Regions from separate parts of the Mus musculus genome. Here regions 1, 2 and 4 are each linked to region 3. Evidence: chromatin loops called from intact Hi-C (ENCODE). Cell type or tissue: heart. All regions are shown on one strand. Links, peaks and the distances in the headings refer to the core of each region. The heading gives the core; the rest is flanking DNA. Region 1 overlaps Ssbp2 (single-stranded DNA binding protein 2). Region 2 overlaps Atg10 (autophagy related 10). Region 3 holds the start of Ssbp2 (single-stranded DNA binding protein 2). Region 4 overlaps Ssbp2 (single-stranded DNA binding protein 2).

Evidence for each region. Hi-C counts contacts between places; a loop is a spot of excess contacts. Peaks named below come from ENCODE experiments on the same cell type or tissue, not always from the same donor. Only the 100,000 strongest peaks of a DNase experiment are listed, where the experiment ranks them.
Region 1: it touches region 3 in a loop (6-fold over the local background); 23 of 42 quality-filtered maps call a loop at or near these places.
Region 2: it touches region 3 in a loop (2.1-fold over the local background); 2 of 42 quality-filtered maps call a loop at or near these places.
Region 4: a loop joins it to region 3, with 4 times the contacts of the local background. A loop is called at or near these places in 6 of 42 quality-filtered maps.

Annotation. Positions count from the first base shown.
Region 1 is chr13:91,631,376-91,636,375 of GRCm38, reverse strand. The region is part of intron 4 of Ssbp2 (single-stranded DNA binding protein 2); the gene reads right to left. Among named protein-coding and RNA genes, the nearest start is that of Gm22778, 89 kb to the left of the region's middle. In heart, for the core only: no CTCF peak of the experiment used is centred there; no DNase peak of the experiment used is centred there.
Region 2 is chr13:91,162,988-91,171,287 of GRCm38, reverse strand. The region is part of intron 2 of Atg10 (autophagy related 10); the gene reads left to right. Among named protein-coding and RNA genes, the nearest start is that of Atg10, 57 kb to the left of the region's middle. In heart, for the core only: no CTCF peak of the experiment used is centred there; no DNase peak of the experiment used is centred there; H3K27ac peaks cover 2,400 bases.
Region 3 is chr13:91,457,306-91,465,382 of GRCm38, reverse strand. Ssbp2 (single-stranded DNA binding protein 2) reads right to left here and starts at 4,286. Exons shown (of 17, transcript NM_024272.4): 1 at 4,135-4,286. The coding sequence starts at 4,196. In heart, for the core only: a CTCF peak has its summit at 2,080; DNase peaks (open chromatin) are centred at 3,342, 4,442 and 4,572; H3K4me3 peaks cover 2,486 bases; H3K27ac peaks cover 2,179 bases.
Region 4 is chr13:91,694,896-91,699,895 of GRCm38, reverse strand. All of the region lies in intron 16 of Ssbp2 (single-stranded DNA binding protein 2), which reads right to left. Among named protein-coding and RNA genes, the nearest start is that of Gm22778, 26 kb to the left of the region's middle. In heart, for the core only: a CTCF peak has its summit at 2,645 (motif pointing right); a DNase peak (open chromatin) is centred at 3,545.

The DNA of each region.
Region 1 (5,000 bases), core at 1-5,000, 170 kb before region 3:
GCATCTAGAAGATAGAGACAGGCAGATCTTTGTGAGATCAGGGCCACCCTGGTCTACATACCAAGTTCTAGGCCAGCCAGGGTTACATAGTGAGGCCCTGTCTAAAAAACAAACCAAACCAAAACAAAACAAAAAAAGGAACAGCAAAACCAAACCAAAACCGAAACCAGCAAAACCAAACCAAAACCAAAACCAGCAAAACAAAGCAAAACAGCTTCCTTGGATATAAGAGTGTTTCTGAAAGAACTACAGTCATTGTTCCTTTTATATCCCCGACTTAGGTGTGAATTTGCTCATTGAAGATTTTCCAGACCTTTCACTTCACTGGCACACCTAACTTTCTCCATGTTCACTTCACTTTCACATCCTTTACAAGGCCCTCCCTTTAGAGTTGAGCAAACTGCAGGGAGACTGAAGTCTGTCTTTCCCTCCTGAGGAGAGAGTTCCACCTGAGGAACAGCCTTCCAGTAACATGCTCTCTTCAATCAATCTTCCAGGTTTTACAAAGCAGAGTTCTCTCGATGGAGAGTGAGGGAAGAGGCCTGGTCCCTTCCTAGGCCTTGCTGTTAGAAGTCTGATGCCAAATAATGTAGATAAATAGTTCCCAGTGTACAGATAAATCATAAACTGCACCTCCACAGGGCGCCCAGCAGCAGTCTCTCCACCACCTCACAAACGTTGCCCACCACTGGGGGACTGGCTCAACAGTTTTGGTTTTTTAATCCTGAAGTACATTATCCTTCTCTTCATTATCTTTCCACAAATTGATTACTAGTTTGCCTTTTTTTCTATTTTACTGTTTATTTTAAAACAATATTTTTCTTCTACGTGTTAAACTTTATCATCCATTTTCAAACATCTCATATAACTAATCGAACTCTATTCTGTTTTCTAATAATGAAGAATACAAAGCAATACGTTTACGTTGACTTTACCTTTGTTGGTATCTGCAAGGTCTAATATTGGTATTCAGTACCTTTTTTGAATCGTCAAAATACAATTTTATTTTGCTGATTAATGGAAATAACTAGAAACCAAAATTATACTGACTAGATGAATTAGGAAATAAAATGAGAATAATATCTAGCCTTGTAGATGTCAGCAAAGACACTTTTAATTTAATTCACACATGGTTGGATGTTTTAGTTTCTAAATTTCAGTTTCCCGACTATAGCCAAGGTATGCCATGTTATACACCTCCAGCACCCAGGAGGATGTTAAATAGTATGTGCTTAGGATTTTCCACTAATAAAACATCAACATTCTCTTTTCTTTGCTGACTTTGTCTTTGAACATTCTCTAATTTCCAGTTCTTATTCGTTCCTTCATATATCAACTATTGCTCGTCCATTTCTCCTTCTGCCTCTGTCAGCTCTTGCCCAGAAGACTCACACAGGAATGTCACCTCTGTGAAATGGGGCACAGACCCAAGTGTAGAAAACCTACACTTCTGCTGTACCAACTGCAAGTGAACAGCCTGGGAGGGTCTTAAGCTTCTGGGTCTGTTGGAAATGCCTGTTGTGGATGGAGGTAGACTGGTTTTCAAATCTGAAAGGAACTCTGGGAGGAAATGAAAACTAACACATCTACATCTCAAAATGACTACTTCTGAAAAATATTGTTCAAAGGACATTTAGAAGGTAACTCTAAAGATCTTTGGAATTCAATGTAGTTAACCTGGTTTCGACTATCTATTCCCTAATTATATAATTTTCATTAAAATCAATCTCCTGCTTAAGAATAAGTAAAGAAAAATAAATTCCATATAAACTGCATGCTTTGGCTGCTCTCTGCTGTCATCGTTCTATAACTGGCTTTGCATCTTGCTCAGGTTCTCTTCATTCTGCAGGGACAGCGGCAGAGGGAAGAGGGAAGAAGATGCCACAAAACACATCTCCTTCCGAGCTGTCCCCTGGGTCTCTAACCTCCTTTCTGCTCCTCTACAAAGTAAAAACTCTGACTGGTAATGAACGATCCACCAATCCTGTCTAGACTCCACAGTCCTACGGCAGGAAGCACAAACACACACACGTTTGGAATTCACATCCTGTCAGCGTGCTGACGGTGCCTATTTGGCCATATGTCCTGTTGCAGAGTGAACAGGCCCTGAGCTGAAACAGTGCTTCCTTTATTTACATCACTGGAAGAGTGTCTACTTCTCTAGGTTGGCTCCTTTCTTACCTGACTAATGTTGAGTGTTCCAGAGGCCCAAACTAGTATCCTACAGTTCTTTCTTCACATTAGTTCAGAGAGAAACAGTAGAAAGCTAGATTCTACTGGAGCCCATACAAGCGGCAGCTCGTCCCTGGATACCAATAGTTATTCTACCTATATTTTGCTATGTCTGCCTGTAATACAGGTCTTCCATCAGTCACCCTAAACCACAATGACAATGAGGACAACCACCACCACCATCACCATCACAACAATGGCGATCACTTGCACAGATCTCTACATGTGCATGCTGTTAAGATCTCCACGGTACACATACTTCCTAACCAAGGTGTCCTGCAGGATTTCTTTCATCTACTTATTCCATCATCCTTGTCTTAGAGTCCAAGACACATTCATTCTAAAAACGACTCCCACAGCCCTTGTACTGAAGAAGCTCTTCTGTAAAGTCTCTGTCTTAGAGAGGACAGCTATGGAGCTGCAGCTCTCCACCAATAGCAGGAAATAAATGCCTGGCATTTGTATTTCAATACTAATCTTTTTCCAAGAAGGAATCCTAATATATCACTCACACCTTAGCTTACCATGACATAAGATGGGACTTCTGTCGGGTATGGCAGAGCCTGCCCATAAGCCAGCACTTAGGAAGACAAAGAGGGTGCTGAGAATTCAAGGTCAGCCTGTGCTACACAGCAAGACCACAAGCTACAAGATATTTTAAAAAATCAAACAAACAAAAAACTCAAAAACGATTTTCTTTTTGATATATACAAATATTAAATTCATAGGAAAAAATCTAAAGCTAACAGTTCTCAAATATAGATTTTCCCTTAACAACACTGTTAGCATGGATCTAAAAAAGCATATAAACTAATAAGCTATTTCAAGTTTTACCCAGAACAAATCAGTGAACATGATCAAGCAGAATTTAATGGATTTTTAAAGCAAAAATTTGAATCATTTTATTATAACTTGGAAGATTTCTATCACTGAATATTTTAAAGGTATTTAGAACATTTTATCTTTTAATAAAGTTAGTACACATCAAAAAGGAACCCAAGAATAGCTTGAGCCAAAATCTTATTACTTAGTTTAAAAAAAAAAAAAGCAAACTGTTTATTTAAAGGGGTAGAGCAGACAGCATAGAGAAAGGCACAATGTGACGATGAATTAGTAAATAAGACACTTGTTTCTGTTCACCACAAGCTGAAACAGTAACTAGATCACTGAGCCTGCTCTCACTCCCAAGCAGGTGCCCCATCTTTTCTCTCAATATGGAGAGTAACTGCTTATCTCGGATACTGCATTTTTAAACTATTTAATTGCTTCATGGAGCACAACCAAGAAGCACTATAGTTTAGCACATAAAAAAAAAAAAAAAAACACACACACACAGATAAAGGACAACTTCGTAGGGAGCTTTTTAATCTGTGTAATACTTTTAAAAGATAGTTTTAAATTACTTTAACAAAGTGCCTAAAAATAGATCATATCTATACAAAATAAAATAAACCCAACAGAAAACAGGAAATTCTGCCAATAATTGGTTCTCCCTTTTAGAACACAAAAATAAAGGGGTTTTGTTGTTTGTGGTTTGGTTTGATTAGGTTTAAGGGTTCTTAAGTGTAATAATGAGTTGTTTTAAACGCAGACTCTTGTGGGGCAGTGGTTAAAACTTAATTTACCGAAATGTATGGTTCTCTTCCTAACCCTCTGTGCCTGTGACCTACGGTAACCATGGCTCTTCCTCGCGATGCTGCTTAGGAAGCCCAGGGCAGAAGCTGATGTGCCTTCTAAAGACAGAGCTATCCAATCCTACCCTAGAGGGATGCCGTCCCTGAAGCTGTCCCACTGGGGGCTAGTCTGCTCTCCTCCCTCAGACTGCCACTCGAACTGCTTACAAGGCCTTGAGCCTGTCTTTATCACTGTAGCACATGTTTTATGATACTCTCATGCTAAAAAGTCTTCATCCTTAAAGCGATGACTTTCCTTCCTAGAAGTGGACCAAGTTCCTTTAGTACAGTTCTAGGGAAACACTGAAATACGCTTGGATGGAAGATTTTTGAAATAGAAACTTAAATATTGCTCTTTTTTTCAATATAAAAATGGCTCAAAAGCCAGGTGTGGTGAAGTACGTTAGTATTCTTAGTACTTGGGAGGCAGAGGCAGGAGGATCATTGAGTTTAGGTATAGCCTGACCTACATAGTTTTCCAGGCCACCTAAATATCCATCTCAAAATCAAATGAGCCCAGAATTCAAATATAAGAATGGAAGATTAAATACTGAGGTGCCTTAGGTTTGTACACATATTTTAATTCAATTTTTGACTTGATGTTTCTCACTCATCCATGAATTAATACACAACAAACTTTACATGCAACATATGTGTAAGGCTATAGTAAGCTGACTCTGTTCTCAGAGACAATCACAGTCTTAAAAGAAGACAGATGATTAGACTCACGTGTAAGCATCAGCGTGGTGAAAGTTACAGAGGGGAAGGTGCACTTGAAGAAAGCCAGGAAGGGCTAGTGATGAGTGCTCAAAGGTAGTCAGGATGTCACCCACTGCCACGTGGAGGGAGAGGAAGTATGTGGTAGCGTGGGCAGCATGGGAGCACGTGACAATAGGAAAGGTCAAAAGAGCTGAAGCCAAGTGTTGGCAAACTGCAGCATGGCGTGGCTGTGACTGTGCTGTAAATCACTGTCTGGCAGCCATGGGCTTCACTATGGCACTGCCATGCATTCTGTGCTCTCTCCTGTCCTGAGCCAGAGCCCCGACCTACCTATTGTCCTTCCCAGCAGTACCCAGCATCTACTTTCACAACACA
Region 2 (8,300 bases), core at 1,528-6,527, 300 kb after region 3:
ACATACATAGAGCGGTCCATTTCTAAACTCTATTTAATTCCCTGAACTAATCTATCACAATCAATTTCGTTTTTACTAATGTTCTGTAGTTGATTTCATCTATGATTATCCTATCAATCATCGCTCTTTTTGATTAAAGTTCTATTATATATTCTTTTTCAGATAACTTATTGTAGATATTTTATTACATTATTTTGCTAGTGAATTACTTAAGTGTGTGTGTAAGTGTGTGTGTGCGTGTACCATAGTAGATGTGTGAAGGTCAGAGGACAGTTTGCTGGGGTAAGTTCTCTCCCTCTAACATGTAGGTTCTGGGGATCAATTTATATTCAGGCTATCGGCCCTAACAGCAAGCACCTTTACCTAGTAAGGCATATTGTTATAATTTTTATTAGTTTTTCTTTATGAAATTAAAAATTTGTATTTTTTAAATTTTTAATTAATAGTTAAATTTATTTTTTAATTTTCTTAAGAGTTTTAAAAAAAATCATTGGGCCCAGGTGTTGGTTGCTTTCTGTTGACTGTTGTCTGATGTAGGTCAAGGTAATTATGATGGATTTCCTCCTCAGTTTGTTCTTTATTGTTCCATCAATAGTTTTCCTGGAGCCTTGAGTGTGGCTTGGTGGTAGAGTCTGGACAGTGTGCATGCAGCCTGGAGCTCAATCTCTAGTCCTGCTATAGCTTTCTGAGGTAGAACTGTCCTAGTGGTTTTGTCTAGAATTCCCTCGGTAGTGACGCCCAATGCACTTGCATGTTTCTGGATTAAACTGGGTTTTATGTGACTCACTTTTCTTATTTATTTTTATTATTTCATTTATTTTGTCTTATGCTACTTTTTCTGTCAACTCATTAGTGTAATTTTCATCTTTCCTTTTCAGTGTTTACTTACATGTTAAACCTTTTTTTTTTTTTTTTTTTTGGCTGCCATAGCAATAGGCAGGCCATCCTAAATGAGAACGGGTATGAAGTGCCTTAGCCTGTGTTGCCGTTAAGGTCAGGGTAGAGATTGGTGTGCAGGTATTTCAAAAACAGTCTCAGGGTGTAAAGTGCTCCTTGTGCACAGTTGCAGGGCAGAGGAGGGGAAGCCTCTCGAACGCGTGTTGTGGAGTTTCTTCTGGTGCCTGGCTCGTCACTGTTTCAGGATCTGCAGACAACTATGAAGTGAAGCAGTCTGCCGTGAGCTGAAAGGGGAAGCATTTATCTAAGGCTTTCCTTAGCTCAGCAGTCCAAGGTGGCCCCACAGTGTTTCCTACTTGGGTTCAGGACTGAATGGAGATGTGGCGGTGTGCGGGTGGACCCGCCATGCCTGTGTAATGCTCTAAACGTGCTGCTGAGTTGCTGAGCTAGAGTCATGTTTTTAAGCTTCTTCTAAGTAAGAAGGGTGGTGTGAGAATAAGTGGGAGCCACCTTCTAATGAACCGTAAGAGAAACGCTGTAAGAAAATAGATCAGTAATAAGCAATCTGTCCCTCTCTCCTTAAAGGTGGGCTATCTGTAGTCCGGGCTGCTCCGGAACTCTCCCCATGCATCCTTGCAAACTTGCTAAGTCATAGTGGTCTTCTTGTCTCTGCCTCCCACGTGGCAGGTTACAGGGGTGAGCCTTTGTGCACGGAGAAAAGATTTCCTTAAAGCTTCAAATAAACTGCTAGAAAGTTTTAAAGTATTTATGACTAGTTTATAATAAAAATAAAAGCGCAAATCTGTGTTAGAAGTCCTACAGATGAAGATTAGCACCTTCAGTGCTGCTTGGATTCATTCCTAAAGCCTTAGTGCCCCAATAGAAGAGTGAGCAAGCATACAGTAGCAGGGAAGCAGACAGTTCCTAGAAGAGAATATAGAGTTCATGGGCCAGGGATGCCTTGCTGGGGCTGGGGATGTAGCTCAGCAGAAGAATGGCTGCCTAACACTTATAAGACTTAGATTGTATCCCCAGAACTTCATCTAGAACCAAAAAGAGTCTGTCAGTCAGTCTGCCTTCGTCTCTGTCTCTGTGTCTCTCTGTGTCTGTCTCTGTTTCCTGGTTGGGGATGCTTCCTTTTCTTGTGGTACTGTCTAAAGTCACCTGGTGGCATTTGCCTGCAGCTGGGTGGGCTTAGACGGTAGCTTGACTAATGTGCCTGACACTCGGCTGGTCAGGGTTAGTGTTTGAGTGAGGGTCTTGGGTCGCGCCTGGGTCCTTTCAGGTGATTGATTCTCCAGTGGGCTGCACAGCTCACATGGACGCTGAGAGCAGAGGAAGGGGAAGCCACAGCAGCATCGGAATGCCACTTCTCACCCAGGCTAACAAGAGGAAGGGAACTCCAGATCAATAAAACAATCACAATGAAGAAAATTGCCACACCCAAGGGCAGCAGAACAGGCATTTTCTCACATGTGTGGTCGAGCTGGAAGGGAGACCTAGAAAAAAATCTTAGCAGTGTATGTCAGAAACATTAAAGCAATCAAGGTTTTTTGTTTTTTTGTTTTCCTCAGATTATGAGGGGAGAAGACTTTACTCACAAAGACACAAATAGTGAACAGTTTGTACTCACTGTGAACGTCAGAGCCATCCATGTGCAGCTGTATACAGCTGTTGCCTGCCATGTAGAAAGTCTCATGATAACGTGTGGCTGTTTTCAGTTGGTACATGATGGAACATGCTTACGGGGTGTACTGTGAGTGTGTGCAGATGCGCTGTAATGAGAGTAGCTGCCAGATGTGGTCCTCAGTTACCCTTCCTCTGTGACACAGATGTTCAGTGTCCTCTCTAGGCATCAAGTATGTAATATATCCCTATTAGCTGTCATCTCCCTGATGTGCACTGGAGTGCCAGGCTTCCTTCTCTGAACTGCAGTTAAGTATTTGTGATACAACATTCATTTTTATGGCATAATATACTTATAGGAAAGAAGTAGGCTTCACAGTTGTTTTTACGGTGGGGTTGAAAACTAATTTAAAGAAGTCACATTCAAAGCACACTGGAAGAAAATACACTACCCTTTAATGAGTTTTGTCTTTGTGTAATTAAAGTATAGATTTTTTTCCTTTAAAGTTTTATTTGTTGAGGAAGAAATGGTACTTTGTGACCCAATGATTTGATTTTGGAGTAATTTCACCATTAGCACTTAGAATAAAATGGGAATAATCTAAATTCCTTGTTGTGACCAATATATCTGTACATGATCTGACTCTCCATGTCTGCTCCTTCTGGCTACAGGACCTTTGCACCAGCTCTTCTCGGCCTGTACTTGCTTTTCTTTAGTTAACACTTTGCTTGAGTGTTAGCTTCATTTTGGTCTGTTACAACTCTACTTCCCAGAGGCACTGTCTCCTGCTGTCTGAGACAGTTCTTCCCATAACTTTCCAGCCACTGTTATTTCTATTTCAGGCTTCAGGCTGTATCAATATGGCGTAATATTAGGTAAGACTTCATGCATGTGCTGTTCTCTGATTTGGTTCATGTCCTAATTGTTTCCACTGCAAGTTATTACTGCCTGAAATGATAACATTAATGTTCAGTATCCATTTTCTGCATTCTGTCAAGATCTTATCTGGTCTCCAGCGTCTGGCCCCTGTGGCTTTGCTGGGTCCCAGGGCGTAGTAGGCAGATAGCAAGTACTTCTGGACACACAGATGGCTTCTGGTCACATTGAAGGGAGCAGTGTTTGGGGGCATTTGCCGTAGACACAGCCTCTTGTTCAAACAGATATGGAGTAGCAAGCCTTTCAAACTCGAGAGACTTTACAGTAACTGGGTCTGCAGAAGACCCCAGGAAGAACTGAGAGTACAAACCAGATCTAGTCATTGTAAGTTCAGCTCTTTTCTTTCTGTTAACAGCGATTAGAGATAGGAAAATGAAATTCATTTGCTCTTAGCTTAATTGGCTCTCCAAGCCCTTAACTGGCTCAAAACTGGACAAAATACAAATGGTGGCTTTCTCTGCCTTCCCCTGTCATCCCTGTTAGTTTCTGTTGTTAAGTCCTGAGGTTTAGTAAGATTTTCTTCTGGACTTATAAATAAGCTGTTGATTTTATGTAGTAGTATAGCTTTCAGTTCAGATGCTTAATTGTTTTTTAATCGTTAGAAGTTTAACTTAGGCACGGGAGAGCACTGGCTCTCTGCCTTAGTCCTTGAGACAGGACCTCTGAATGAACCGGGAGCTTGCAGTTTTGCTGGATTCCCTCTCCAGAAAGCACTGATGCTCCTCTGGCTTAGTGAGTCCCCTTGGTGCTAGGCTGCAGACCCAGGCACGATGCAGGGCTGGGGTCCAAGCTTGCTTAGTAAGTACTCTCACCAGTTAGCCGGCTCCCTAGTCCCCTGAGCCACTGTCTGTATTTGTCTTTTTTTGTTCATTATTGTCATTCCCCCCCCCCCCTTTGAGGAGCCACTGAAGGGCTTCCTGATAGCTGTTCTCACGCCGCTGTGCTTAATTCCATCCACTGTACATTTCTGTTCCATTTTGTTCACTGACTTTTTTTCTTATTATTTCAGTCAGGTTTTGGGTCTTCTGGGCATGCCTGTTCATTTTTTTTTTTTATTGGATTCTAGATGTTAGTTTATGCTGAATACCCCATTACCCCATTTCCACAAAAAGATGCACTGAGAATTCCAGGAGCTGATCTCTCTGTCTCTTTGTCTCTCTGTCTCTGTCTCTGTCTCTCCTTTTTCCTTTGGAAACTCTCTTGTTTTGTGCTTATATTGTGGTGTGCTTTCATTTGGAAGGTTCATTGCAGGTCTTTATCGTGTAACGGTTGGATTGGGATGATTAACATACCCCTCACTTCGAGTCCTTATCAGTTTTTGGTGGTGAGAAGATTTACAGTCCCCTTTAGCCACACTGAAGTCTGCAAGGATGGTTTTAGTTACAGTCACCTTATTGCGCAAGGCGACAGCTATCATTCCCGCCCAACGAAAACTCTGGTGACCAACTTTTCCCATTTCCTGGTTCCTCCTTTCCCCTGGCAATCAGTTTGATTCTTTCAGGGACTGTTTTTAAGATATAGTGGGGCAGGTCTCAACCAGCCTTTAGATTAGGTCTCATTTGGACCACCGCTGAGGTATGCCGAGGATGCTGTTCACTGCCGTGCGTGTCGGGACGCAGCTGGGCATATGAAAGACTCCGGCCCTGTGTGGGCTCTGAGGATTAGGTTGCATACTTCATCTGCCTGTGATTCCCAGGCTCTAGTAGTTTCCTTACATGCCTGCGTGAACACTACTCAGGGAGACGCAGCGTGCTCTTCTCGGTCGCCAGAGTTCCCTCTCAGTGGCTGCCGTGCGTGCACTCTGTCCACAGTTGACTCCCTGTTTCCTCAACTCAGAACGCTGCCTCTATAGAGCCAGTGACTCTAGGGCTCTGTTTGGCTTTGCTGCCTCTGACTTTGCGAGCTGGGCACTTCTGGAGTCTGGTTGCTTATTGCGTTTCTCCCAGAGATCACTGCCATGCGTGGTCTGTATGAAAGGTCAGAAAACACCTTCTTCATACTTTTATTTTTGTTTGTTAGAGTTTTAGCTATTTAACGTGGGGGAGATAAATCTAGTGTTTTATTTCATGGTCCATAGGCCAAAGGAATACTTAGCAGAGTGTTTTGTATGATACGAGTACATTCCCCCATTTATATGAATTTCAAATGCATAGACGTTTTAGGGAAAGACATGACTAACTTTATGCTCATCAGTTGGTTTGGTCTGTGTGGCGCACAGTAGTCGGAGGACACGAGTAGCCCATGAGGTGAGAACATGGACACTGTGGGACTCGGTGAAGCTCGCAGCCTGTGCTTTGTGAGGGGCTCAGCTGCTGCTGATGCAGCACATCTGCCTGGCCTTCCGTTCTCCACTGCTGAAGGTTGTCTCCTTGAGACACTGCTACTGAGCGCTGATTCATATGGAAGGAGAAGAGAGTCAGTGCCAGAGCTTTAAACATGCACAGACTTGGAGTGGAAATGACTTGAAGGGCAGAGACTGTGACTCATGCTGGGAAATATGTCAAGAAACTTTTGTTATATCCAAAGAGAGAGAGGGAGGGAGACACACACACACACACACACACACACACACACACACACGAAATGCAGCAGATCCTAGCCTCCTCTCCTCTCTGTCTGTTTCCCCTGTCTGTCCTTCCTCTCTGACACTGGCACTCTTTCAGTCAGTGAATGTTAAGTGCTCTTTTTGGCTCTTTAGTCTCGCAGTATCCGTGGGTTAGGAAGCAGGCCTTAACCTAGAGTACAGTCCCCTTTAATAGCTGCTGGTACCCTCTGCTCTATTTTTGGCTAGTGTCATTTTGGTTTCCAGAACGTCTCTGAGACTGTGGCCTGAATCTCAGGCTGGAGCAGTTGCAGTTTGGGTGTTTTTCTGAGACAGATGCCTATGTTTGGTGCAGGATATGGGGCTGTCTTTCTCCCATTCTGCCTGCCTTTCCTTTATAGACTGTCCCCTCTCCCACCGTCACCTAAGCCCATGGGTTTTGTATTGGTGACTTTGTTTAAAAATATAGCCTTGACAGATGTGGTCAAGATTAAAATAAGGTCACACTAGATTAGGACAGGTCCTGAATCTGTTGTGACCCGTGTCCTTGTAAGAAGAGGGACGTCTAGGTACAGAGACCAGATACCTGGGGAGGTTTCCATGTGCAAACACCCACACACCCCTCTTCCCCAGAGAGAGGGGGAGGGAAAGAGATGCCTGTAAGTTTTATTACACATCAGAACAGGGCAAGGACAGGTTCACCACTGAGCTTAAAAGATGTGTTGGCTAGGATAACCTAGCCTCCAGTACTACCCCGGGGATCTCTGTGTTATTTTAAGTTTTCAAGGCATTTCCTCTTTCGGCACTGCACGCATCCCAGAGAGGACATTCTCACCTTCTCTACCCTATCCTTCTCTTAGAGCAAGACCTTTCTCTGAAGAGTTAAGCTGTCAAAGCTCAGGGGCCTTTCATTCCCTTAAAGGCTGGGCAGCTTAGTGAATCGTCCATCCTGCTGTGTATGGATGGTGCTTGGCAACCTGGTTATTTTCTTTTATTAGAATTATCATTTCTTTCAATGTAATAAAGAATAAAATTAACTATTGTCTAAGTCCTAATGATGAAAGGAGTCAGATTCTGAGTAACTTTAAATGTAAAGAAAAGGCGGTGTGATCAGAGCTTGAGCAATCTGTATGCTTTTTTTCCCCTTTAAGTCTCTGATATTAGAAAGGCAAAGCCAAACCTTTGAGAACATTTCAGTGAGGGTAAACAGACAAAATATGGTAAAATCTTTACAAACTTAAATTGGAAGCAGGACCAGAGAGAAAAAATTCGTTTTCTCCAGTAGGCCCCGAATCGGTTATAACACCATCGGCCATTCCTCTGGCACAAATAAGCCGAAATGCTCTGGGAGCACAAACGAAATTGCTTAATATAATAAAAAGTATGAGGGCACACACGGAGGTCCCACATCTATGAACTAGAAATTGAAACTTCAAAATGGGCAAGTTGGAAAACCTGAAAACAAAACATTATTAAAAAGAGAGAGAGAGAGACAGAGAGAGAGAGAGAGAGAGAGAGAGAGAGAGAGAGAGAGAGAGAGAGAGGAAAGAAAATGCTTAATTGTAAAACCTAACGTTGCAGAAGCCTGAGTTAAAGTGCTTGTGTGGAGGTTGGGACCAAGTGAGCTTTAAACTCTTCTCAGTGTTTTGTCCAAGAAGAGCGTTAGTTAGCATCATCTAATATGTAACCATCCTTTAAAAACCATGTGCAGGCGGTGGAATTTCAGCTTAGGTCCACTTACTTAAGCAAGCATTCTTTCCCCAGATTCTGTTCCGAGGTTGCACTGGGTAACTTCCCCCCCTTTTTTTTTTTTTATGGACAGGGGACTGGTTTTCACCTACTCCCTCTTCTCTGGGACCAGAGTTCTTGCTGTGCTTTGACCTCTAAGGACGGGCTCAGAGAGGTGTGGTTCTCCTGCCTGTCCAGAAAGCTGGGAAAGTTCTGGAGATGACAAGAAGGTGAACTTGGTAGTTCCAGAGTCCTGTCAGGAAAGGGAGCAGGAGACAGGCTTGTCTGTATAAGAGCACAGCACTGGAGTTCTCAGCCGGGCTGGAGTTCTCTGTGTTGAATGGAATTGAAAATTGAAAGCTGTAAGTAGGCTTCAAACCATGCTACTGGAAAAATATGGTGAAACCCAGGCATTTGCTTCATTACAGCTCATACCTACAAGGGTTATTCCAAAAACTGAAAGGGGGAAGGGAGTTATTTGCAGAGCTTCGTGCACTTCATGCTCTCAGAACCATTCTAGTCACAGAGCATTGGGGGTCATCCTGGGCTTTGCTCCCTCTAGGTCTAGAT
Region 3 (8,077 bases), core at 1-5,000:
TCAATAACTCCTTGATAAAAGTTACTGTTTACCATGTGTCTCTCATGCCCATCTTCAATTCCTAGCAAATTCTTCTTCAGTATCCTAACAGAATGTTAACAAATGAGAAGCTGAGGCTGTAGCTCGGTTGGTACTGAGCCTGCCCAGCACCACATAAAAATGGGTGTGGTGATACACGCCCATAATTCCAGCACTGAGCTAGAGGCAGGCAGGAGGGTGAAAGTTGAAGGGCATCCTTGCTTCATTGGGAGTTTCAGGCTTGTCTGGGCCACACGAGACCCAGATAAATAAATAAATAAATGTATCAGTATGTATTGGCTTATCACTAGTTCTTTAGTGGTGTGGCTTAAACATATTTCATAAACTGCTCACAACTATTATACTTAATTTGAAATTGTCAGTGATCAAACAAAATGGAAAGTCTCAAGAGACAAGGATTCTTCTTTATTTTAGGATTCTAACTTCCATCTCTAAATATTTTCTCTGCCTTCTTCCACACCACATACATACTTGCAACCTGCCAACATGGAAAGTTATAAGCCCAAGGATGCAGCTTGGTCAAGATTACACAGCTGACAAAATCCTGATGCTGTTATATCTGATTATGTAATACTGTTTCCTAAATCGGTGACACTCTATCCTAGATAGAGAAGGTAACCTGGTCATTGAAACTGTATCTTTCAGTTTCAATGACAAGTGCAAAAGCTGGAGAAACCTTGGTTGAAAGCACAGCTCTCCTACTTTCTAGCATCTTATCCCTGGGTAGTTACTTAATCAGACAGGGAATCTGTCTTGTTACATAAAGGGAGAAGGAAAAAAGCCACCTATCAGAATTATTGGGAGAACAAGAAGAAATATGAATAAAGAGAAAATAAACATGATGAACCTCTCCACACAGAGTTGGCATACACTGTGGCAAACACAACAGTTCTTCTCTGGATTCCTGTTCAGGATTTTTTTTTTTTTTTAAATAAAACCATGCTAAAGAATATAGAACTCAACCTTGAATGTCCTTACAATGAGAACTTTTCACACTGCAAAGATTCCTTTGAGTCTGGCATATCCATCACCAAGAAACTGCAACTTCCAGTATTAGAAGACAGGGTTCTTAATGTAAAAGAAACAAAAACAAAAAAACAAAAACAAAAAACCACCTTAAGAGAGAAATAAAAAGTATTGTTCCCTACTCAAAAGAAACACTGATTATCGTGGTCAGTGCTATAAGGGAAGTACTAAAGCCAGTGGCAATAATCTATCAGGATCAGAATTAAAATTTCTATGCGAACAGCCCACCTTCCTCCAGGGTTGTTCAATCACTCTCCCTAATTAAACCTTTTGCAAACCTCTGAGTAGGCTTAACCTGTTTATTTTGTAAAACAACAAAACACACAATTAACCTGACCCTAGCCAATTTTTATGTTCAGAATTACAAAACAAAATTTTATAAATTATACAAGCCATGGATTAATTTCAAATACTTTATATAGTAACTTCTTATTGCAAGACAAAGCAAAGACTTAAATTCAGGTAAGTGACTGCCAGCTTTCCCTTTGTGAAGCTGTGTGAGAAAACACACTCTTGATTATAAAGCTAGTATGTTCACTCCGTCTTTGCCATTACTCACAACTCATTCTGCAAAACTGTTTTATAAAGATATACTCATACTTATTACTAAAATATAAACTAATTGTGACTTTTAAGACTGGAACGGTCTTAAGTTGCTTACTAGAGAATTATTTATCTTGGCTAACTCTTCAAATCTGCTTCCTTCAAAATTAAAAACAAAAATCCGTCCCCATACGTTTAATGGCAACTTTAAGTTTCCCATCTTCTGCAATCAATATACTGATATCAGTAAACAGAAACAACAGTGATCACATCAACTCTCCCATGACATTGATTCTATAAAAATAGGGTGTTCTTCAATGTTTGTCTTAGATCTGCTAGAAATTAACGCAGAAACAATAAACTCAGACAGCCACTGTCAACTCAAGTGGCTTCTTCACCTGTCTAGTCCACAAGGCAAAACGAGTTAAGAACTCGACTGCCAATTGTAGTAAATGGAAGAAAGATATTTAAATCAAACAGCACCATCTAGCCGAGCCCTCGTCGCTTTGCTCCTAAGAATGATGTTCCTTGGTGTTCAGTTTGGCAGATGAGAGTAAAGTGGCAATTACTTGTTTTTGTGACAGAATCAGAATTAGAGCTGGAAAGGACCAAAACATACCAAATCTAACTCCCTTGTCGTCTCTGCACTGAAAATCAATTTTATTTTTGTTTTTTTAAAGTCATGAGACCAAGGAATCGACTAGGCTGAATATCAGCTATTCATGGGAGTCCAGCTAAAACCCAAATTAATACCAAATTCAGTCAACCCCCAACAAGATTCTGTTTTCAATGAATCACATACAATTCCTTTCACTCCTCAAACTGTGAAATTCGGGTATTTTATAAACATTAAAGCATCCTCCTCCAGATGTTTTTATCAGATATATTACAGCCAAATGATTAATAAGCACACAGTAATATTTTAGAACTCCAAGTCCAGTAACTACAGTTTCTTAACCAGGCAATAAACACTGTATGTTTTTTATATTCCTTGTCACAGCAAGATCTTTAAAATACCAGGGGTGAAGGAATCAAAAACATCTCTCCATTAATGTTGTTGTTGTTGTTGTTGTTGTTGTGTTTTGTTTTCCTACATCAGGGCCTGCCACCTCTAAACCCTATGGGAATTGTGTGTGTATTGCTGCCAACACAAAGATTAGAACATGTTCCCCTCCCTGGGGCACAACAAACTTTCAAGGGTATGACTAACTGCCTAAGCAAGGGGGGTAAACTCCGTAGCCTACACATTTGGATTTTTTTATTTACCAAGCTGTTTTTGTATGCAAGAGACCCAGAGTACCTCTGAGAAGGACTTGCTCTCCCCCAGCCTGAGTCCCCTCAGCAAGACAGTATGTTCAATGACAAGGATAAGCTTGACGCCCCCCCCCCGCCCCCAGCAGACCCAGTACAGGGAATCAGTCTGAACATCTGCACATAGGAAAAAGGGGGGGGGGGAGGGTTCTTCCTCGGTGTCAGAGTCACTATTCGCTCTCATTTTAGTAACAACCAAATCGCCGTTACAAGTACACAAGAATAGCAGCCAACTAGCCTGCTCCGCAGCGTGCCGCGACCGTGGCACCTCGGCTCCCCAACGTCCTCCGGGTTCCCACCGAAGTTACCACCTGTATCCCCCACGACCCAGCGGAGCGGCTTGTGCCCAGCATCTCTGCCGCAGCCCCCACGCCGACCCGCGTCGGGTCCACACCGCGGGCAGCCCTCCTCGCGGCGCCGCCACGGCCCACGGGACCTGCCCTCCGCGCCCGCGGCCACCAACCCCCGGGGACACCGCAAGTCTCAAAAAGTTCTGGGGCCGCCGCCGAGCCGGTGTGCGGCGGGAGGCAGGAGCGCCAAGCTCTCGCGACCGACCCCGCGCGGGCCAGCACACACTCTCCCTCCGGGAACTCGGCGCTCCCACTCCCAAACTTCCCCCGCCGCCCCGGACCCGCCCGCCAGCCAGCTCGGCCTGCGCCGGGAGAACCCGCGGACCCGCGTCTCTGCGCCCGCCCGCCCGCCCGGCCCACGCCCGCACTTGCCCTCCGCGCCCCGCGGGGCCCCGCTTCCGCCCGCCCGGCCCGCCGTCCTCTCCCCTCTCCACGCTCGCGGGCCCCCGCCGCGGCCCCGCCGGACCCCGGCCGCCCCGCAGCCCGCGCCCCCCAGGCCCGCCGCGCGCCGCGGCCCGGCCGTCCTGGACCACAGCTCCAAAGTTACTTTGCGAGGAGGTGAAGCCGCGGGTGGTTCCCCTCAACCACCCAAACAAGTTTCCATCCCCGCCGCCGCCGTCCCCCCGCCACGCGCGTCCCTCCCGCCGCCCGCTGCCCGCGGCCACCCACCCGGGGGGCTCCCCCGTGGAGGCAGGCGGCCGCTCCCCGGAGCCGCGCGCCCCCGCCCCGCGCCTCCCCCTGCAGCCCACCCCCGGCTCCCCCGCGGCGGGGCGGCCGTGTGGCTGCGGTTCCCGGAGAGTGCGAGTGCGTGCGCGAGTGTGCGCGCGTGCGAAGGCGGAGGTGGCTGCGGCGCGGAGACACTCACTTCTCCCGGGCCTGGCTGTCGGACGGGACGGCGCTGCTGTTACTCTTGCCTTTGCCGTACATGCTTGTGCCGAGAGCAGCTCCCACTGTCACGCACCTGTCAACCCATCACAGCCTCCCCGGGAACAGCCCCGTCCCCATGGCGACCCACGCAGCCACCCCCACCATTGGCCGCCCCACGCCAGAGCTCCGCCCTCCTCGCCCTGGCAACGCGCGAGACTGACAGGCCTCCCCTCCCTCCGGCCTGCCGGAGCGCGCGGCGGCGGCTCGGCCTAAGCGGCAGTCTCCTCCCTCCCTCCCTCCCTCTCCCGCTCCCTCCCTCCCTCCCTCCTTCCCTCTCCGCCGCGCTCCCCCTCCCGCTCTCCTTCCCCCCTCCCCCTCCGAACCCGGGCGCTAGGGGGGAATTAGAAACTGCTCTAGAAGGATTTTAAACAACTGGCTGTTCCCTCCGCCGCCGCCCCGCCCCCCGCGCCGCCCGCGCCCGGCTCCTCACTGGAGAGAAGGCGCGGGGAGGAGGGGAAAGTGCGGCCTGGAGTGCCTGGCAGCGACTGCGGAACGGGAGTCGCGGCGGCCCCAGACTTCGGGGCGCCCGGCGAGTCCACAGGCGGACCCGCGGACCCGGCGCCGGGGTCCCGCCAACCTCCTCTCCCGCTCCTCTCCGGCCAGGCACCCCGGGTCCGTACCCGCGGTTGATCTCATCCCTCCTGTCTGGGGTGTCGCCCCAATCCCGTTCCCGGAGGGCCAGCAGGCCGGGGACGCCCGCTCTGAACCCTCGACCTTCTGGCTCAAGGACTGAGCGAACCTCTGTCTCTCCCTGGGAGGCACCGTGCCTCCCATTGGGGCGCCCGCTGAGGTGCTGTCGCCGGCTCTGAAGTCAAGCCCTGAATCCCAAAGGACCACCCTCCCTGGCGTCTGCCTCCTGTCTAAGAGGGGACTACACCCCCTCCCCTTCCCAAAGAGGTCAAGAGACCGACTCGTGGGACCGCAGTGGCCCAAGGCCTGGGTCCCTACCTCCCCAGTACTCTGCACAGACCTGCAGCAGACCAGGGGCCCAGGCATTCTCTACTCGGCCTGCTTTTATAGTTTGGATGGGCAATGTCATTTCAATTTGACCCTTGGACTGGAAAGATTCAGAGAAGGCCCTGAAAGACATCCCTGTATTTGCCCAGCAGAATAGGCCGCAGAGCCCAAGATGTGCAAAGCTGTGCCCAAGCTGAAAACTCCCGGAGAATATTTTTGGATCCAAGTCCCTAATCTCATTTCAGTGAATGCGCAAAAGTTTCTCAAGACACACGCAACCTGGTTTCTGATAGACTCCATCCTTTATTTTGTTAAAGATCCTTGGCTGTAAAATCAGACAGAGTAGAAATCCGGTTGAGAGAAGAGATGAGCTTCAAATGGGAGGTGACAGGGGAAGAGAGGTGCCATTGGGGTAGGACATGGAGACCTCAGAAAAGCATGAATAGAGGAGTAACGGTTATGCTAAGGAAAGGAAATAACATTCAAATGAGGAAGCATACCTTTCTATTGCACACAGCTTTAAGCATTTAGCAGTAGGATCATAAAAATGCATATGGAGATGCAGAGATAGATGGAAAGGAAAGAAATGGAGTTTGTGGGTTCTGATAGCAAGTGACAGAAATAAAACAGCAGAAGGTTAAAGAAGGGCAGTGAGTGAGACAGAGGGAGAGAATCAAAACGGGCTGGCAACTGAGCATCAATCAAAGACTGGGGGAAATAAAGAGGACGGACTTCCACTGTTTTTGAGGGAAATGAAGGTGGAAAGTAAACTATAAAAAGAGGGAAAAAGAATAGAAGAAACAGTCCAATGGAGGAGGCATGAGCATGACAAAAATAATGGAGGGCAGGCATGGCTTTTAAAAATATACATTTCTATAGAATAGACAATAATTACGCCAGTAAAAGAAGTGAGTATAAAGAAAGTATACAAGGTGACATTGGCTTAACTAGATTAATTCCAAAGAGAAATAATTTGCCATTTCAAACTGTAATTTTATTTTCTGTTTTAAATGACCCACAATGGTGGCTGAGCTACACGACGTACATGTCCTCCCTTCTGGTTCTAATAATCTGCAGGGATTTGGTGCTTGAAACATTACATTCATGGACTGTGAAGACCTAGAAGAAATGGGTCTGAGCCAGCCAGCAATCCACTCTTTCAAAAAAAAAAAGAAACTTGCTAAAATGCTCAAATATGTATAAAGTTGCCACCATTCCCAAACATTACCTCCAAGGCTAGCCTTGTGGAGCTGTTATTCTTTGATCTGCTGTTAGCTTTAAGTCAGAAAATGTTTACCATCTTAAGGCTCTGCTCCACCCATGGAACACTGCATGTGTGGCAGTGCTCAGAATACTTTCAGGAAGAGACCTCTGGCAACTGCTGAACTCCCTCCAGGTCCACAACTGAGTCAGAAACGGTTTGTTTGTTTTGTTTTGTTTTTTTTCCTACCAAAGATAGTTAAAGTCACAAGGACCTATATTTCCTGACCTTCTCTCCATACCAGTTAGAGGATAGGATGGAGTCAGACTGTAAGTAAATCAAGCACCCACTGATGGAATGAGATACAGTCACCACCTGCTGTCAGGGATAAAAGATAGAAGCCAGCTTGACTAGGTGTACTGCTACTTAATAGGTCATTTGGGGGGGGGGGAGGCACAGAACACCCTTTTGAGAGGGGGGGGGGGAGAGGTTGCCTTGCCATGTAACTCTCACTTTGCAAGTGTTTCTATGTGTGACAAGGAGCTTACCCTTTTCCTACACCTGGAAAAGGGAAAGATTCCCATTGAAACCAAAAATGGACTTTGTGCTGTCAAAAGGAAACAAAACACTGAGCCATTCTTCTTTAAGTGGTGTTGAGATTCTCCTGCCTGTGTTTGTTTGCGTACAGAATGACCAATCGACCTTGAGTAGGACCCAAGCACTTACAATTGCTAGCTTCCAAAGGATTCTGACATATAGCTAGGGCTGCTTACTTTAGATGGCCAATCCCATCTTAAGCAAGGCGTTTAGGTAGTTCTGGTATGTTGCAGATGACCCTCCTCCTGTAAGGCACTTAGTTATCTTTATTATGCACTTGACTGTCTACCCCCAGGCCAACAGTCGCTAACAGGATGACAATGTCTGGTTGTAGGTGTTGTGTTCTGATAACACAGGACCACAAAGAGTTGCAGCTTGCCCTGATGTATTCTAAAGAGAAAAGAAAATGAAGAAGGAAAATTGGAGATACTATTTGCTGTCTATTATTGTAATGTGTTCATGTGATTGGTTTTTTTCACCAAATTTGTTTCATTAGAAAGTCCTGTGGGTACTGGCATATTTTCTGATATTTAAAAACTAAATTACAGATCTGCATAATAAGATATAGGATTCAGAACAATATGGTCTTAGTATCTGGAAAGAATAAAATGTTAAAAGGTCTTAGTTCAGAACTTGCCAAATTGATGCCAGAATTACCGCTGCAAGAGTGATAGCATCCAAGAAATATAAGTGACTTTTATATGAATATGTGCATATATGTGGTGACCTTGAAGCTTAAGTAACCGAATCAATTATCATTAAAACTCTCAGCAGCTACCTGAGCCTTCCTGTACTGCTTTTCCCTTAATGTTTACACATGTAAATAAAATGCTTCTTTGCCCTTGTTCAAATTATTTTGAGTACAAAGAGTGTTCTTTGCAGCTGTACCTCTTGGGACCAATATTGTAATTAATGAGATTTGAAACACATATTCAGAGCCAAATTTGAGATCCCAGACACAGGGTTGAAGACCAGGTGTCTTGTTCTCACTTTTGAGAAGAGAAGGAAGAGATTGGAAATTGAAAGCTTCATAAAAGCCGGGCGTGGTGGCGCACTCCAGAGGCAGAGGCAGGCGGATTTCTGAGTTCGAGGCCAGCCTGATCTACAGAGTGAGTTCCAGGACAGC
Region 4 (5,000 bases), core at 1-5,000, 230 kb before region 3:
CAGTATGATGAGATTGACAAGTGACTTGGCTGAGGCCACCACTGAGCACAGCACAGCTCCTGACCATCTCAACAGAGACAGCACCTCTCAGGATGAGACATGGGTAAAGTCCAAAGGATAGGCTCCACACTGAAGAATCCAATAAGAGACCTGTGGCTATAAAGTTGGTAGAAAGGAGAAAGTGGAGGAATCCCAGCAAGCTGGGCTGGGCTACATACAGCAGGGCAGGATGTTCAGGTGAATGGCAGTGGGAAGAGCTCCCCAGGTGGGTGAGCAACATGTGCAGGGCTCAGCTGGCAGTCCTCTAGAGTAAATGTAGAGAGCCACAGGCGGAGGTGAGGCTGGGGAAGGGTGGCTGGGCCACAGGGGTGCTGTTCAGCCTTTAACACTGGCTATATCAAGGAGAATTTATTTAGCCTTGAGTTCTGTTTTAGTAGAAGGAAGAAGCTAAGTTAGTTAAGTAGCTTAACTGACTCCTATGTTGGATGGTAGGGAACACCGAGCAATAAGAAAGAGCAGAGGGAAATGATGTAATTGTATTATAATCTCAATGAATAAAAAATGTATTCAACTCAAAAAAAGGGAGGGCAGGATGAAAAAAAGCAAGTCAAAACAAAACCACTGCCCCCATTGTATATAAGGAATTCCCTGTGCTGAAATGTGCACACTCAACTCCATGGCAACGTGACACACAAGGTTTCACGTCACCAGTGACCTCAGCCTGGGACTAAATATCAGTCACACGGTATACATATACATACATGCATATACATGGATACATATATTTATAGTTATATATAAAGTATAGAACACAGCGATATTCAGAGACAAGGACAAGCAATAAGGAAAGATGAGGGTGCACCTCTACAGCAAAATGGGTACAGCGAAGTTGAAGGCATGCTTTCCACAGTCCTGTAGCTGATGTAAGAACAGGATTATCCTCATGTGGTCCAGCAGAACCTGTGCTGATGGGCATTCTAATCTGTCCTGGCCGCATCACAGGTCCCACTCACATGTGGCCTCTAAGCTTTTGAAATGTAGCTACCGAAAAGTTCAGAAGTAAAAATTCCCACGTGTTTAGCATGGATAGGTCACCTGCATTGTTTCAAAATAAAGGCTTTGCAGAGTGGTGCTGTGTCAATGACTAAAACCTGGAGGTAGGATGGCTCCCTGTGGGAAGGGGGTGCGCGAGGGAGGGGTGCTTCCAGAAATCTCTGGGTAAAACTCCAGACAACCTTCCACTGAATATGTAGTCTGGGCAATCTGGTGTTCTACAGTGCTTTCTTCCTAAGCATCATTGCAGCCCACTCATGTATCACATGACATTAGAGCACATTATAGATATTTTCATTCTAATATATGTCATCTAATGATGCTCATGTTCACATGCTCTGTGATCAAGTGTTTATTAGCTGCTATAAGCCCTTTACAGGAGTCCTTGTTAAAATGTGGTATATAAAATGTCTTGAGAAATCTTACAGAAAAGAAAAACACTGTGGATATATCAGGAAGTTAGAAGAAGTCACTTTGCCCATAAAAGAAACTGAGAGAAAGCTATTAGGTGTCGAGGAACCGAGGGTCAGGCAACAGCTCCATGAAATCAAACTCAGAGTTCACTAGAACCTCATAAGGACTAACTACTGAGTAGCACACACAACTGCAGAGTGAAGGACACACTCCTGCCCGGGCACCCCTAGGAATGTGTCACAAGTTCCTGTAAGGCTATGGACTGCTCACTGCCAGTTTCTATTACTGAGACACTTTCAGGAAAACGCCTCTAAAGGGAATTATAAAGTTCTAGGAAAGCTCCCAAGGACAAGCAGAAGCAGCATTCCCATGGATCCCTTCTTCAGGGCACTGAGGGCGTGGCTCACACTTCCCAGAAGAAAGGAGATGTGAGTGCCGAACTGGCCGCCAGGTGACTGTGAGAGACACTCTTCCTGGTGTACGGTGTGGACTCAGGTCAGTGTCTGTGCTGTGCTGTTGCATCGATATACAACGACACACTGTAAGCTTTATACCACAATGCTGTGACGTCAGGTCTTACTGTCGGCAACTATTCAGCCAGCCTGGCTCTCCTAGGAGGGTAAAATGGCCCTGTAGATATTGACAGCACTCTCATTTGGCTTAAGGGGAAAAAAGTAGAACCAAAATGTTATTTTAAATATATACCTATTTTGTCTGTTTTTTAAAATATACTTTGAGATAGCAGGTCCTAGTATGAACTTTTAGAGTCTTTTCCTTCTACCACCTAGCTACTATTCTACAGCATCCATTAAACATAGTCACTACGTCTGCTTGAAGGATACTTTAGATCACAACACTTTCCAAGTCTGTTTCTATAAATATTCTGTTTTCTTAATGAGAAATAAAGAGTAGTTATGTTCCTCTGAATATAACATGAAATAACTTAATGCTTATGTGACCACTTAAACTTGGGCTTCCATTGTTTCCCAACAATAGCAGCAGTGGACAGGACAGGCAAGGTAGCATGCCACTATTGCAACTGTGGTACTAATAGCACATCTGCTAATCTGGTTATAGACTAAGGCCACAGGAAAACATTCTTCCAAATCAATCCAACTGCTTTCTTTGAGCTATTTCTGTATCTGCACCACCTAAAATAAGTATTTACAGCCTGTGAACACTAGGGGGCAGCTTTGATTCTTGAAAGGAGACTTGTTTTGTTCACTTGGCCCTGTCGATCATGTTCGCAGTGCTAGCTTTGTGGATTTTGGCATGTTTGTCTTGATGTAATTAAGTCAAGCAGCATGTCGGGAGAGAATGGGTTACTATCTAGTATACAGCAAGCACTGAACAGTTGTTTCCTCATTCTCTGGCCTTTTGGTTTAACCTCTAGGGAGAGAATGGCAGCCTCCAAGGGCAGACTGCTAAACACACAAGCGTCTAGTTCTGTGCCTTAAACTCCAGACTCTGGACTGTCAAGCTGGTATTTTTGAGTTCACTAAATAGTTCCTCATTTTCTTAGTTAAGGTACAAATAAAGTCACTGGAGATAGCTACTTTGTCCTTAAACCCGTGCTTGTAAGCACAGAATCTTTTTCTCTATTGTCCTCTCTCCGTTCACTGCTTGGTCTACTTTAAAATAAACAAAAAAGTGTGGTGGCATTTATATACAGGCAACACGAAGTGTACTCAATGGACTCCACAACAGAACACATGGAACTGGCAGGGAGAAGTGGGGGAGGGGGACAGGAAAGAATTGGAGGGGAAGGATTGAAGGGACAGATTTGAGCAAACATATTGTATGACATCCTTATACAGTAAAAACTGTGGTAATAGAAAGCAAGCCACAGATGACAAAGATACCAGCTGCAGTAGGTGAACTCTCCTTACTGGACAGACCAGAGGACCAAGTAGTCATTAGGACTGAGCACTTCTTTCTAGACTGTGGTAGCCATCAATCACCCTTGCCACACCCCACTGTGCTCAGTCTCTAACCATCAACCAGGAAGGGGATGCAGTGTCTCTGGCTGCTCTCAGCTCTTTTCCCTTTTGTGAACTCTCCTTCTGGGGCAAGAGAGGGAAGGAGGAGCTTCAGAGAGCCTGGTTTTCAACTCCACCCTGTAGTTTTACTTGGCACTGAAGCTCCTCTGAGTTCAGGGCAGCCAGGCCAGGCCAGGCTGATTTTGACAGACTTCCAACAACTTATGAGATGGTCCTAAACTACGCCAGCTATCTCTTATCACATATGTATGTGAAATACGTTTTTATGTTGATGACTGTAAAATAAAAACCATTCAACTCTGAAAAAAATCAGATTCTCTATGTCCTGAAGTAACAAGCATTCAGCGAAAGCCTCTTTACATAAAACACACAAGACAGCATTCCGGAGGCAAAGGCATACAGAGCTCTGTGAGTTCAAGGCCAGCCTAGTCCAAACAGAATTTCTAGGACAGCCAGAACTACACAAAGAACATACACTTGGTCTCTCTCTCTCTCTCTCTCTCTCTCTCTCTCTCTCTCTCTCTCTCATACATCCACTCTCATACACACAGAGAACATTTCATTAGATCTTGTGTTTAATAAATTATAAGAAAGTGCACATCAAAAACCGTTTTAAAATGCATTTCTTTATGATTTGTTACTAGTAAGTGCTTGATTTGTCTGTCTGTTTTCCACCTACGTGCTTCAGGTTGCAAGTGGGACGTTCAAGGGGCCCATCATGACCAGCATTTGAACAGATTCTGTCAGAGTGAGCCACTCAGTGCTGGCTTTTTGTGTCTTTTATGTCACTTAACACACTGTCCTCTGGTTTGGTCAGAGTTGTTCAACAGAGTGGTATTCTATTACATAAGGCTCTATTTTTAATCCACAGTTTACTTCACCCCTTTGCTGTCAACAGTGTACTACAGAATGCATACATGTTAGTCCCCTGTGATCATCTGTTAGCAGAACTGTACTCCTGACTGACACACATGCTATGCTCCTCACTCTGGAATACAAAAGGAGATAAATGTGTTTTATTAGATAAAGTGAACATTAAAAATGACTGGCTTGTCCTTGTTCCAGGGGAAACAGAGACCATGGTCCTAAAATAATGCCTCTTGTAATCTCACATGTGGCTTAAACCCTGAGCTGTCTCCTGATTTTTCTTGCTTACTCACTGATGGCTAGGCTATCTCATGTAATTTTATCTACCTTCTTTGTCCTACTAATCATATAAAGCAAATTAGAGAGCAGAAGAAAAAAAAACCCTTTTTCTAGCCTACATTCAGGGGCAGCCTCATTTCTAATGGAGACTATAGGTTGAGACCAAGAAGCAAAGGAATCCACAGAACATCAAACTCTGGACTCCATGTTGGGCATCACTCTGCACTAAAGTCGAATGCTATTAGCCGTGATGTCCACCTCCAGACCTGGCAGCTTTGGCAAACGCTGAGTCAGACAGCATGGTGGCAAGCATGTGTGCCTTTTGTCCTGACAGATCCATGGGTCATACACTGATAAAGCTCACTTGGGCTCTGCAACATTTGTTTT